Linked DNA regions of Homo sapiens: region 1 is linked to region 2. Evidence: read pairs that join two places in POLR2A ChIA-PET (ENCODE). Cell type or tissue: MCF 10A. All regions are shown on one strand. Links, peaks and the distances in the headings refer to the core of each region. The heading gives the core; the rest is flanking DNA.

Evidence for each region. Peaks named below come from ENCODE experiments on the same cell type or tissue, not always from the same donor. Only the 100,000 strongest peaks of a DNase experiment are listed, where the experiment ranks them.
Region 1: POLR2A ChIA-PET joins it to region 2 with 20 read pairs; 18 of 35 experiments call an interaction of 5 or more read pairs at or near these places.

Annotation. Positions count from the first base shown.
Region 1 is chr16:11,781,013-11,786,389 of GRCh38, forward strand. It overlaps ZC3H7A (zinc finger CCCH-type containing 7A), which reads right to left. Exons shown (of 23, transcript NM_014153.4): 2 at 1,275-1,376; 3 at 413-452. The coding sequence starts at 1,342. Among named protein-coding and RNA genes, the nearest start is that of ZC3H7A, 14 kb to the right of the region's middle. RefSeq lists an enhancer at 2,666-2,725. In MCF 10A, for the core only: no CTCF peak of the experiment used is centred there; DNase peaks (open chromatin) are centred at 879 and 2,089.
Region 2 is chr16:11,831,267-11,836,615 of GRCh38, forward strand. It overlaps RSL1D1 (ribosomal L1 domain containing 1), which reads right to left. Exons shown (of 9, transcript NM_015659.3): 9 at 2,584-5,349. Among named protein-coding and RNA genes, the nearest start is that of BCAR4, 5.1 kb to the left of the region's middle. In MCF 10A, for the core only: no CTCF peak of the experiment used is centred there; DNase peaks (open chromatin) are centred at 2,845 and 3,235.

The sequences.
Region 1 (5,377 bases), core at 90-5,089, 51 kb before region 2:
CAAAAGATAAATTAATTCAAAACCACCCTAATAGAGGAAAGAAAATACAGGGCAACTGTGCAAGTATGCAAAAAAAGAAAAAGAAAAAGAAAAAAAAAGTCCTATATAGAAGGGGTTGGCAAACTTTTTCTGCAAATGCCCAGACAGTACATGTTTTAGGCTCCATGGGCCATATGGTCTCTGTCAAAACTACCATATGTTGCAAAAGCAGCCACAGATAATACATAAACAAATGAGTGTGGCTGTGTTCCAATAAAGCTTTATTTGCAAAAAAATAAAATAAAATAAAATAAAATAAAAGGACAGCAGGCCAGATTGGGCCCACAAGGCCATCATTTGCCAACCCCTGCTACAAATTACAGTTCACAAGCCACTTGCAGAGCTTTCAAGCAGACCTTCCCGGAGTCATTACCGCATATTGCTCCTGTGTTCCTGGATATGACAGCGGTGACCTAAGAAGAAGAAACAAATTAACTGTAATTATCAAGCTCCTTATCGGGACCTGTTCAGCCAGAAGTCATCTTAAATCTGTGGTTCCATTAGCTTGCCACTGGTTCAAGGCATATTTCAAAGACTTCCTCCTCCTTTACTACCATTATTCACAGATGACTACAGTTATGGGAAAAAAAATACATATACATATATATATATATATATATATACTATTCCTTAGTATTTTTTAAGTACAACACTTTACTTTCAAACCTACTTCTATTTTTTAAAAACCCTAATTCTTCAACTGCCAAAAAAGAGGTTAAAAATAGTACAGAGCCACTAACAATATTTGATCCAATTTACTGCAGTATAGAGAGAATGTCTCCTTCCCAGGAAGGAACAAAGAGGCCCTTCTGCCCGGACATGTCCATCCAAACCACAGCTGTCTCATCATTGACATGCTTCAAGAAGTCCAATTAAACACTGAGCTTCTGAACAGACACGTCTGATCACAGAAGCCCTCTGTGCCGCCAGATGTTCATTTTCAGTCACTTTCCACTCAGCAGCACTGTTCATAGAACAAATTCAAATTTCTCAGTCTAACGTTTTGGGGGAGACTAACAATTGTAGCCCTAAAAGCCAGCAAAAGTAACACTTGCTTCCGAATGCAAGAATGTTCAAATGGACAAAAGAAAAAAATATTGCTAGAATATGGAGTTTCTAACCCAAATTAACTGGACCTATTAAACATGACTAAAGAGTTCTTCCTCTCCACAAAACATACATCCACACCAAAGAATTAGGACGCGGCAAGAACACAAGAACTCTGAAGCTCTTACTGTATAAACTGCAGTCCTTCCTTAATGTTCTGCTGCCTTTTTCTTCTCTCCTCGGACACATTGGACATGTTATCCCACACATCCACTTTCTAAATGAGCAATCTGGAAAGAAACAAGGCAAAAAAGCACATAAGGTACCAGGGTCCCTGGACTCCAATGAAAACACCCACAAATCCAGACCTTGTCACACAATCAGCTGTGGACACATCCATTTCTGACTTGACTCCAGGGTCCTGGACGGCAGGGACCGTACAGGAGTCATCTTTGTGGCTCCCCTGTGGTCCGGCACACCATAAGCACACCGTTTTCATATTCTTTTTTTTTTTTTTTTTTTTTTTTGAGACGGAGTCTCGCTCCATTGCCCAGGCTGGAGTGCAGTGGCGCGATCTCGCGATCTCGGCTCACTGCAAACTTCACCTCCAGGGTTCAAGCAATTCTCCTGTCTCAGCCTCCTGAGTGGCTGGGACTCAGATGCCTGCGACCACGCCTGGCTAATTTTTGTATTTTTAGGAGAGACAGGGTTTCACCTTACTGGTCAAGCTGGTCTCGAACTCGTGACCTCAAGTGATCCACCTACCTCGGCCTCCCAAAGTGTGGGATTATAGGTGTGAGCCACAGCGCCTGGCCAGTTTTCACATTCTTTAAGGCTGAATGGCTATGCAGACTTTGTATACCCCTCCTGAGCAGTCTCCAGGAAAAAGTCATGTCTCCCCTTCCTTTCCTCTTCCCTCCTTTGGCTTCAGGTTTTGTTTTTCCCTGTCTACACGCACGCATAAGCTGTCCCTAGAACAGTTCCAGCCTTGTTTTGCTTCTGGAAGCTCTCCAGAAATAAAAAGGTTTCACATCCGCTTGCCTCCGAGGGAGTCTGACTTCCTTGTAAGCCAAGTTTAAACCTTATACATATTTTGTCCCACAAACTTCCAAAATGATTATTGTTGATACAACAGATAAAATAATGATATAAAGTTACTTCCATTGGAATTTTCTGGATATTAAAATGTTATCCTCAATATAACACTTGCAAATGTCAACACATATCATTCTTTTGGGCCCCACCTCCACTAATCAACGTTCACCGAGCAGTTCCCCAAGTTCAAGGAGAGCCACAGAGAAGAGATCTGAGATAAAACATCATCTCCCAGTGGCCCAAACTAGAGTTCCTCAGGCTTGGCATTCTGGGCTAGCTAATTCCTTGTCTTGTGATTGCAGGACATTGGCAGTATTTCTGCCTCTACCCACTATGCCTGTAGCCCCTCACCCCAACCCCACTCACAACCAAAAGTGTCTCCAGATATCGTTAAATGTCAGGGTGGGGAAAGCACAATCAGCCCCAGTTGAGAACAACTGAGACCTAAAGTTAAGACAACATCTTACACATAAACCACGTATTTGGACCCAGGTGACAGGAAGGGAAATTCCACTCATGTTTGAAGTACATTGCTGAAATTTTTTAGTTTCATTATTGCTTGGCATTTACAGTTTTATTTTTAAATCTCATTTTTTTCAAAGTATAAGGGTGAGATGGGGGTTGGAATGTCCCAAATGCTGATAACTGGTGCTAAACCCTTTCTTCTTTGAAACACCGTCAGTTCTCAATATTTTTGTCCTATAAAGTTGGTACTTTACTGAAGTGTTTACATGGGAAAGGATATGACATAGGGGACTTGCTTTAAAATACTCCAGTAACAACAAAAAAGGGGGGGGCTGTGAGGTGGGGAGGAAACAGCAGAATGCTGATAACCAGGGGAGGGTGAGAAGTGCAGGGGATTCTTCAGTACTATTCTCTGGACTTTGTATGTGTTTGAAACATTACAAAATAAGAAGTTTAAGAAGTCCATGACACTAGAGTAAAATGGCACTATTTCTGGAATGTGCTTTTAAAACAGTTTAGCCAAAAGGGGGGTAGCTGGGTGGAAATAAAACAAGAATGCCAAAAATATGGATAATGGTTCCAGCTGGATGAGGGGCATGGAAGCTCATTCCACCCTTCTAGCTACTTGGACATGTTGGCCCATGTCCTTAATAGAAATGCTTTTTTAAAAAAATTTATATATTTTTTTAATTTATAAATGTTTTCTAAAAATTTATATGTACAAAATAATTTAAGGAAGCACTATTTGTAAAAGAAAAAGATTTTTTAAATTAACTCAGGCCACTCATGGTAGCTCACACCTGTAATCCCAGCACTTTGGGAGGCAAAGGCAGGAAGATCACTTGAGCCTAGGAGTTCAAGACCAACCTGGGCAACACAGGGAGACCCCCTATCTCTACAAAAAATTTTAAAAGAGGCCGGGCGCAGTGGCTCGCGCCTGTAATCCAGCACTTTGAGAGGCCGAGGCGAGTGGATCACCCAAGGTCAGGAGTTCCAGAGCAGCCTGACCAATATGGAGAAACCCCACCTCTACTGAAAATACAAAATTAGCTGGGCATGGTGGTGCATGCCTGTAATCCCAGCTATTTGGGAGGCTGAGGCAGGAGAATCACTTGAACCTGGGAGGCGGAGGTTGCAGTGAGCCAAGATCACGTCATTGCACTCCAGCCTGGGCAACAAGAGTGACACTCCATCTCAAAAAAAAAAAAAAAAAAAATTGGCAGGGCATGGTGGCTCATGCCTGTAATCCCAGCACTTTGGGAGGCTGAGGTGGGCAGATCACCTGAGGTCAGGAGTTCCAGACCAGCCTGGCCAACATGGGGAAACCCCATCTCTACTAAAAATACAGAATTAGCCGGGCGTGGTGGCACATGCCTATAATCCCAGCTACTACGGAGGCTGGGGCAGGAGAATCGCTTCAACCCGGGAGGCGGAGGTTGCAGTGAGCCGAGATGGTGCCACTGCACTCCAGCCTGAGCAACAAGAGTGAAATTCCATCTCAAAATAAATAAATAAACAAAAATAACAAAGATTAGCCAGGCATGGTGGCATGCACCTGTAGTCCCAGCTACTCAGGAGGCTGAGTTGGGAGGACTGATAGAGCCTGTGAGGTCGAGGTTGCAGTGAGCTACAATCATGCCAGTGCACTCCAGCCTGGGTGACAGAGTGAGACCTTGCCTCGAAAAAATAAAAAAAAAAGCAACCGGGTGTGGTGGTGCGTACCAGTAGTCCCAGCTACTCAGATGATGGAGGCAGGAGGATGGCTTGAACCCATGAGGTCAGGGCTGTAGTGAGCTACGATTGTGCCACTGCACTCCCGCCTGGGCAAGAGAGTGAGACCCTGTCTCAAAAATAATATTTTTTTAAAAAAACTAACCCAGTGTCTATCAAAAAGGAAATGCCTGAAGAAATTATAGGAAAAAAAAAAAAGATGAGGCATTTAAGTATCCATATGACCCATTTTGTTTTGTTTTGTTTTTTGAGACAGAGTCTCACTTGTCACGCAGGCTGGAGTGCAGTGGCACGATCTCTGCTCACTGCAACCTCCGCCTCCCGGCATCACACCATTCTCCTGCCTCAGCCTCCCGAGTAGCTGGGACTACAGGCGCCCGCCACCACGCCCGGCTACTTTTTTGTATTTTTAGTAGAGATAGGGTTTCACCGCGTTAGCCAGGATGGTCTCGATCTCCTGACCTCATGATCTGCTCACCTAGGCCTCCCAAAGTGCTGGGATTACAGGCGTGAGCCACCGCGCCTGGCCGTTTTGTGTTTTTTTAAAGTGACGGGTAGGTATATATATTGACATATGCTTGTGTAAACATAAAATAGTCCCAGATGGAATCATGGGAGACTACAGCAGTAGTAGAAGACTGAGGCTGGAAAAGGGGTAGGACGAGGTCTTTTCAATCTATGTGTTCAAAACTTTTGTTTTATTTGGAGCCACGTAAATGAATTACCTCTGTACAAAAATTAAACAAATTTTTAAAGTTTATGTATCCTCTGAGCCCTTCCTTGGAAAGATGACTTAAGGGACCACCGGGCTTTTGTTTGTTTTAGCTAAAACAGGGCAATTTACTTAGAGTTCGAACTTTAGAGTTCAGAGGAACCCAGAGTAGTATGCAGGATGCCAGAGCAGTCAGGCCAGAGGGAGGGAACAAAAGAAAAGGATGTCTGAAACCAGGACGATGGCCACACAGTTCAGTGAATGATGTACCTTTCTCTCAGCCTCTAT
Region 2 (5,349 bases), core at 350-5,349:
AAGGATTGATGAAGGTTTCTCGTGGCTCATAAAGTCCAAATTGGGAATCTTGGTATTTGAATATTAATACTATCTGTAGGCAAGAAAAATCGTAACAATTTCAGAAAAAAAAATGTAGGGAGTGCAGAACTTTCAAATATTTAACTAAATGGCAAGAATTCTTTGCTCTTAAACACCCATATATGGAAAATAGAGCAAGGGTTTTTTGGCCAGGTGTTACGAATAGGATGACACTTAGCAACTTCTTGGTACCCTCATTTTCGTATTTTCAAGGAGACTGAAATACAATGTGATCCTTTCTTTTTTTTTTCTTTTCTTTTTTTTTTTTTTTTTTTGAGACGGAGTCTCACTCTGTCGCCCAGCCCAGGCTGGAGTGCAGTGGCGCGATCTCGGCTCACTGCAACCTCTGCCTTCTGGGTTCAAGCGATTCTCCTGCGTCAGCCTCTCAAGTAGCTGGGATTACAGGCACACACCACTATGCCTGGCAAATTTTTGTATTTTTAGTAGAGATGGGGTTTCACCATATTAGTCAGGCTGATCTCGAACTCCTGACCTCAAGTGATCTGCCCACCTTGGCCTCTCAAAGTGCTGGGAGTACAGGGGTGACCCACTGTGACTGATCACCCGGCCAGTATTTTAGTTATTTGTAGAGACAAGGGCCGGCTATGTTGCCTAGGCTGTTCCCAAACTTTTGTGCTCAAGTGATCTTCCTGCCTCGAGTTCCCGAAGTGTGGGGATTACAGGCATAAGCCACCATGCCCAGCAGGAGCTCTTAAGGTCTGCTTGAATGGTCCTTGTTTTGCTGGGTACAGTTAGTTACATTTTATCATTTTTTTTTTTTTTGAGATGGAGTCTTGCTGTGTTGTCCAGGCTGCCGTTCAGTGGTGCGATCTTGGCTCACTGCAACCTCCGCCTCCCAGACACAAGCGATTCTCCTGCCTCAGCCTCCTGAGTAGCTGGGACTACAGGCGTGCACAACCAGGCCTGGCTAATTCTTGTGTTTTCAGTAGACATGGGGTTTCGCCATGTTGGCCAGGCTGGTCTCGAACTCCTCATCTCCCCACCTCTGCCTCCCTAAATATTGGGATTACAGGCGTCAGCCACCACTTCCAGCCACGTTCTTTCATTTCTGTTTCTGAGGCCCATTGCTCCATTCAGTAGAAAAGGGGCGGCTTGTAGGAGATTTGCCAGCCTTCCCATTATTTCCATCACCACGTCCCCCAAAATGCACAATCTAAGTTTAAAAGTGTAGCAACTGGTCAGATGTTGTGGCTCACGCCTGTAATCCCAGCACTATGGGAGGCTGAGGCGGGCGGATCGCCTGAGGTCAGAAGTTCTAGACAAGTCTGACTAACATGGTGAAACCCCGTCTCTACTAAAAATACAAAAATTAGCCGGGCGTGGTGGTGTGCGCCTGTAATCCCAACTACTCAGGAGGCTGAGGAACGAGAATCGCTTCAACCCAGGAGGCGGAGGTTGCAGTGAGCTGAGATTGCACCATTGTACTCCAGCCTGGGTGACAAGAGCAAGACTCCATCTCAAAAAAAAAAAAAAAAGAAAAGAAAAGAAAAAAAAGAAAATAAGAAAATGACCCAGCAGAGTTATATAACAGGAGATATTAATCATTTTAAGTGTTGGACTGCTATGTTATAATCTGGGGTTAAGTAGAACCACCTAAATAATTTGCCATTTTTTCTCTCCAGGACCACTATCCTGAAATAATAATCCCCATAACCAAATTTTATTCATGGTCTTTGATCAGTTGCACTAATTTCCTTAGGATTCAAGGATTGATGAAGGTTTCTCATGGCTCATAAAGTCCAAATTGGGAATCTTGGTTTTTGAATATTAATACTATCTGTAGGCAAGAAATACTGCAACAATTTCAGAAAATAAAATGTAGGGAGTGCAGAACTTTCAAATATTTAACTAAATGGGAAGATTTCCTGGCTCTTAAACACCCGTATACGGAAAGTAGAGCAACTTCTTGGTACCCTCATTTTAGTATTTCTCAAGGAGACTGAAATACAATGTGATTATATATATAATTTTTTGAGACGGAGTCTCGCTCTGTCGCCCAGGGTGGAGTGCAGTGGCGTGATCTCGGCTCACTGCAAGCTCCACCTCCCAGGTTCTCACCATTCTTCTGCCTCAGCCTCCCGAATAGCTGGGACTACAGGCACATGCCGCCACGCCCAGCTAATTTTTTGTATCTTTAGTACAGATCGAGCCAGGATGGTCTCGATCTCCTGACCTCGTGATCCACCTGCCTTGGCTTCTCAAAGTGCTGGGATTACAGGTGTAAGCCACCACGCCTGGACTTTTTTTTTTTTTTTTTGAGACGGATCCTGCCTCAGCCTCTTGAGTAGCTGGGATTACAGATGTCCACTACCGTATCGGCTAATTTTTGTATTTTTAGTAGAGACAAGGTTTTGCCATGTTGGGCAGGCTGGTTTTGAACTCCCAACCTCAGGTGATCTGCCCACTTCAGCCTCCCAAATTGCTGGGATTACAGGCGTGAGCCACCGTGCCCAGCCACAATGTGGTGTTTATTATACAGTTGGATTGACTTAAATACATTCATGGCATTTAAAATGAAATTTTAATTATTACGATTCCTAAAAAACAAATGAACTAAAACTCAATTACTTCCTTCAGAACAAAAACGTTACACTCAAATTTCTCCCATCAGATCTCATTTGGTTCATTAAATCTCCCTGGTGAAGAGGATGGATTCCAGAAACCCAGTGCCAACAATGAAATATCACCCTCATACTTGGCCCACGAGAACATCATATACCATAGTAGAGATTTCGCCCTCCTCTTGGCCCCCGGGGGAGACTACTGTTGGCTCCTAGCACTATCAGCTGGCTAGGAATGTGTATGCAACACTTCTGAAGCCTTGGAAACATAGTACAGAATGTACCCATTTTAGGATGATTCAACTTTATGATTTTTCAACTTTTTGATGGTATAAAAGCGATACATAATCAGTACAAACCATATACATACCACCATTTTTCAGTACAGTACTCATTACATGTGTCAACACTTTATTATAAGATAGGTTTTATGTTAGATGATAACACCAGCATCTTGCTCAATAAATTGAAGCCAGCTTTTTCAACAGAGAACATTATTAGAATGAAACTAGATGCAAGAACAGGAAAGTAAACACCTGTGTCATGTTCAACAAGACTGAACTACGGAGCAAAGAATCACACAGTGTTGCAAGATCTTGAACTGACTAGATGATAGGATTACAAAAACCACACAGCTATTGCTGGAAAATTATGTCATGCAGAGAACAGACTGGCACGATTACATATGTGGGTTTGTCCTACACAAACCAGACCTTTAAGTGAAACAAGTCTATCCAACCATCTTCCCATAAAACCTAGTTTCTATGGAAAACAATCAATTAAGCTAAACCCCCACATTTTAGATGTATATTCATTTATAGAAGCCCAAAAGGACAGTGGGGTTACAAATAATTTTATATTTTAGATGCTTTCATAATTTAAAAAGTTAACATTACAATTTGTGTTACTAAAATGCAAAAACAGGATTGGCATGCTGCCTCATGCCTGTAATCTGAACATTTTGGGAGGCTGAGGCAGGAGGACTTGAGCCCAGGAGTTCGAGCCCAGCCTAGGGAACACAGGGAAAACCCATCTCTACGCAAGACGTAAAAACTGGCCAGCTGTGATGGCATGCCCCTGTAGTCTGAGCTACTTGGGAGGCTGAGGTGGGAAGATCGCCTTGAGCCCAGGAAATTGAGGCTGGAGCTGTGATGACACTAGTGCACTCCAGCCTGGGGAACAGAGTAAGACCATCTCCCCCACTGCCCGCTACTCTCGCTACCAAAAAAACAGCAAAAGCAGGCTAGACTCCTCTAATTTCAGGGAGAGCTAGATGTTTTTTTTTTTCTCTTTTTTTCAGTTTTGCTCTGCCGCCCAGGCTGGAGTGCAGTGGTGTGATCTCAGCTCACTGCAACCTCCACCTCCCGGGTTAAAGTGATTCTCCTGCTTCAGCCTCCCAAGTAGCTGGGATTACAGGTGCCTCCCACCATGCCTGGCTAGTTTTTGTATTTTTAGTAGAGATGGGGTTTCACCATGTAAGCCAGGCTGGTCTCAGAACTCCTGGCCTCAAGTGATCTGCCAGCCTTGGCTGGGATTACAGATGTGAGCCACCACGCCCAGCCTCATTTTTTTTGAGACTGGGCCAGGGAAGGGGGCAGTGGGCCAGGGACTGTCTCTCTCTGTTGCCCAGGCTGGAGTGCAGGATCGTGATCATGGCCCATTGCAGCCTCTACCTCCCGGGTTCAAGCAATCCTCCCACCTCAGCCTCCCAAGAAGCTGGGACCACAGGCATGTTCCACCACACCCAGCTTATTTTTGGTAAAGATGGGGTTTTGCCATATTGCCCAGGATGGTCTCGAACTCCTGGGTTCAAGCAATCCACCCAGCGTTCCAAAGTGCTGGGATTATGTTGCGAAAAGCTGAGTGTTGGGAGAAGCTGAGGCAGGGCTTGCATTCTGACATAATGTAAAAGAGTCTTGGAATATGTCCAGGGTCAAGGGTCTAAAACCCCTTGTGGTCTTTGGAACACCAAGCTCTGTGCTAAAGGGTGGAAGGCTGCCCTGACGCACCATAATCTAAGCCCAGGGCATAAAATCCCTCGTGGCTTGGATAAAATCCAGGGCCTGTGGCTCTGGAATGTCTAGACTTGCTGGCTCCTTGCTCTCCCAGGATCGACTGTAACTTGAGTTAAAAGAACCTGCTCTCCATCATCTCAAGTAGCAGAGCAAATGCTAAACCATCACAGCTGTAAATCATGTGCTTAATGCAAGGTGCCCTTCTGACCTTCACATTCTCACCATCTGTTTCTTTGTTGGATTACCAATAAATAGTGTGGGCTCCCAGAGCTCACGGCCTTCACAGCCTCCACCATCCCGATGGTCTGCTGGTCCTACTTCTCTCTCAAACTGTCTTTTTCTCAATCCTTTGACTCCACTGGACTTTGTCACCCCCACGACCTGGTGTTGGGTCTGGTCACCCTAACAGGGTTACAGATGTAAGCCACTGCATCTAGCACCCACATTATCTTTGAAAGCAGTTGAGTCTTTGGCATGCAAGAACATTCCTGCACTGCAGTGAATCTGTGAACTTACTACTACGGATGCATACCAATTCACAACCAGTGAAAGGCCACGTACCTAAAAAGGTGTTTACTGCCTCAGAATATACTTGACAATTGTGGAAACGTTAGCAATCTACTCTTCCAAGATTCCTTGGAGTTGTCATACATAAGCAAATCCATATGGACTGAGGAATAAGGAGGAAGAGG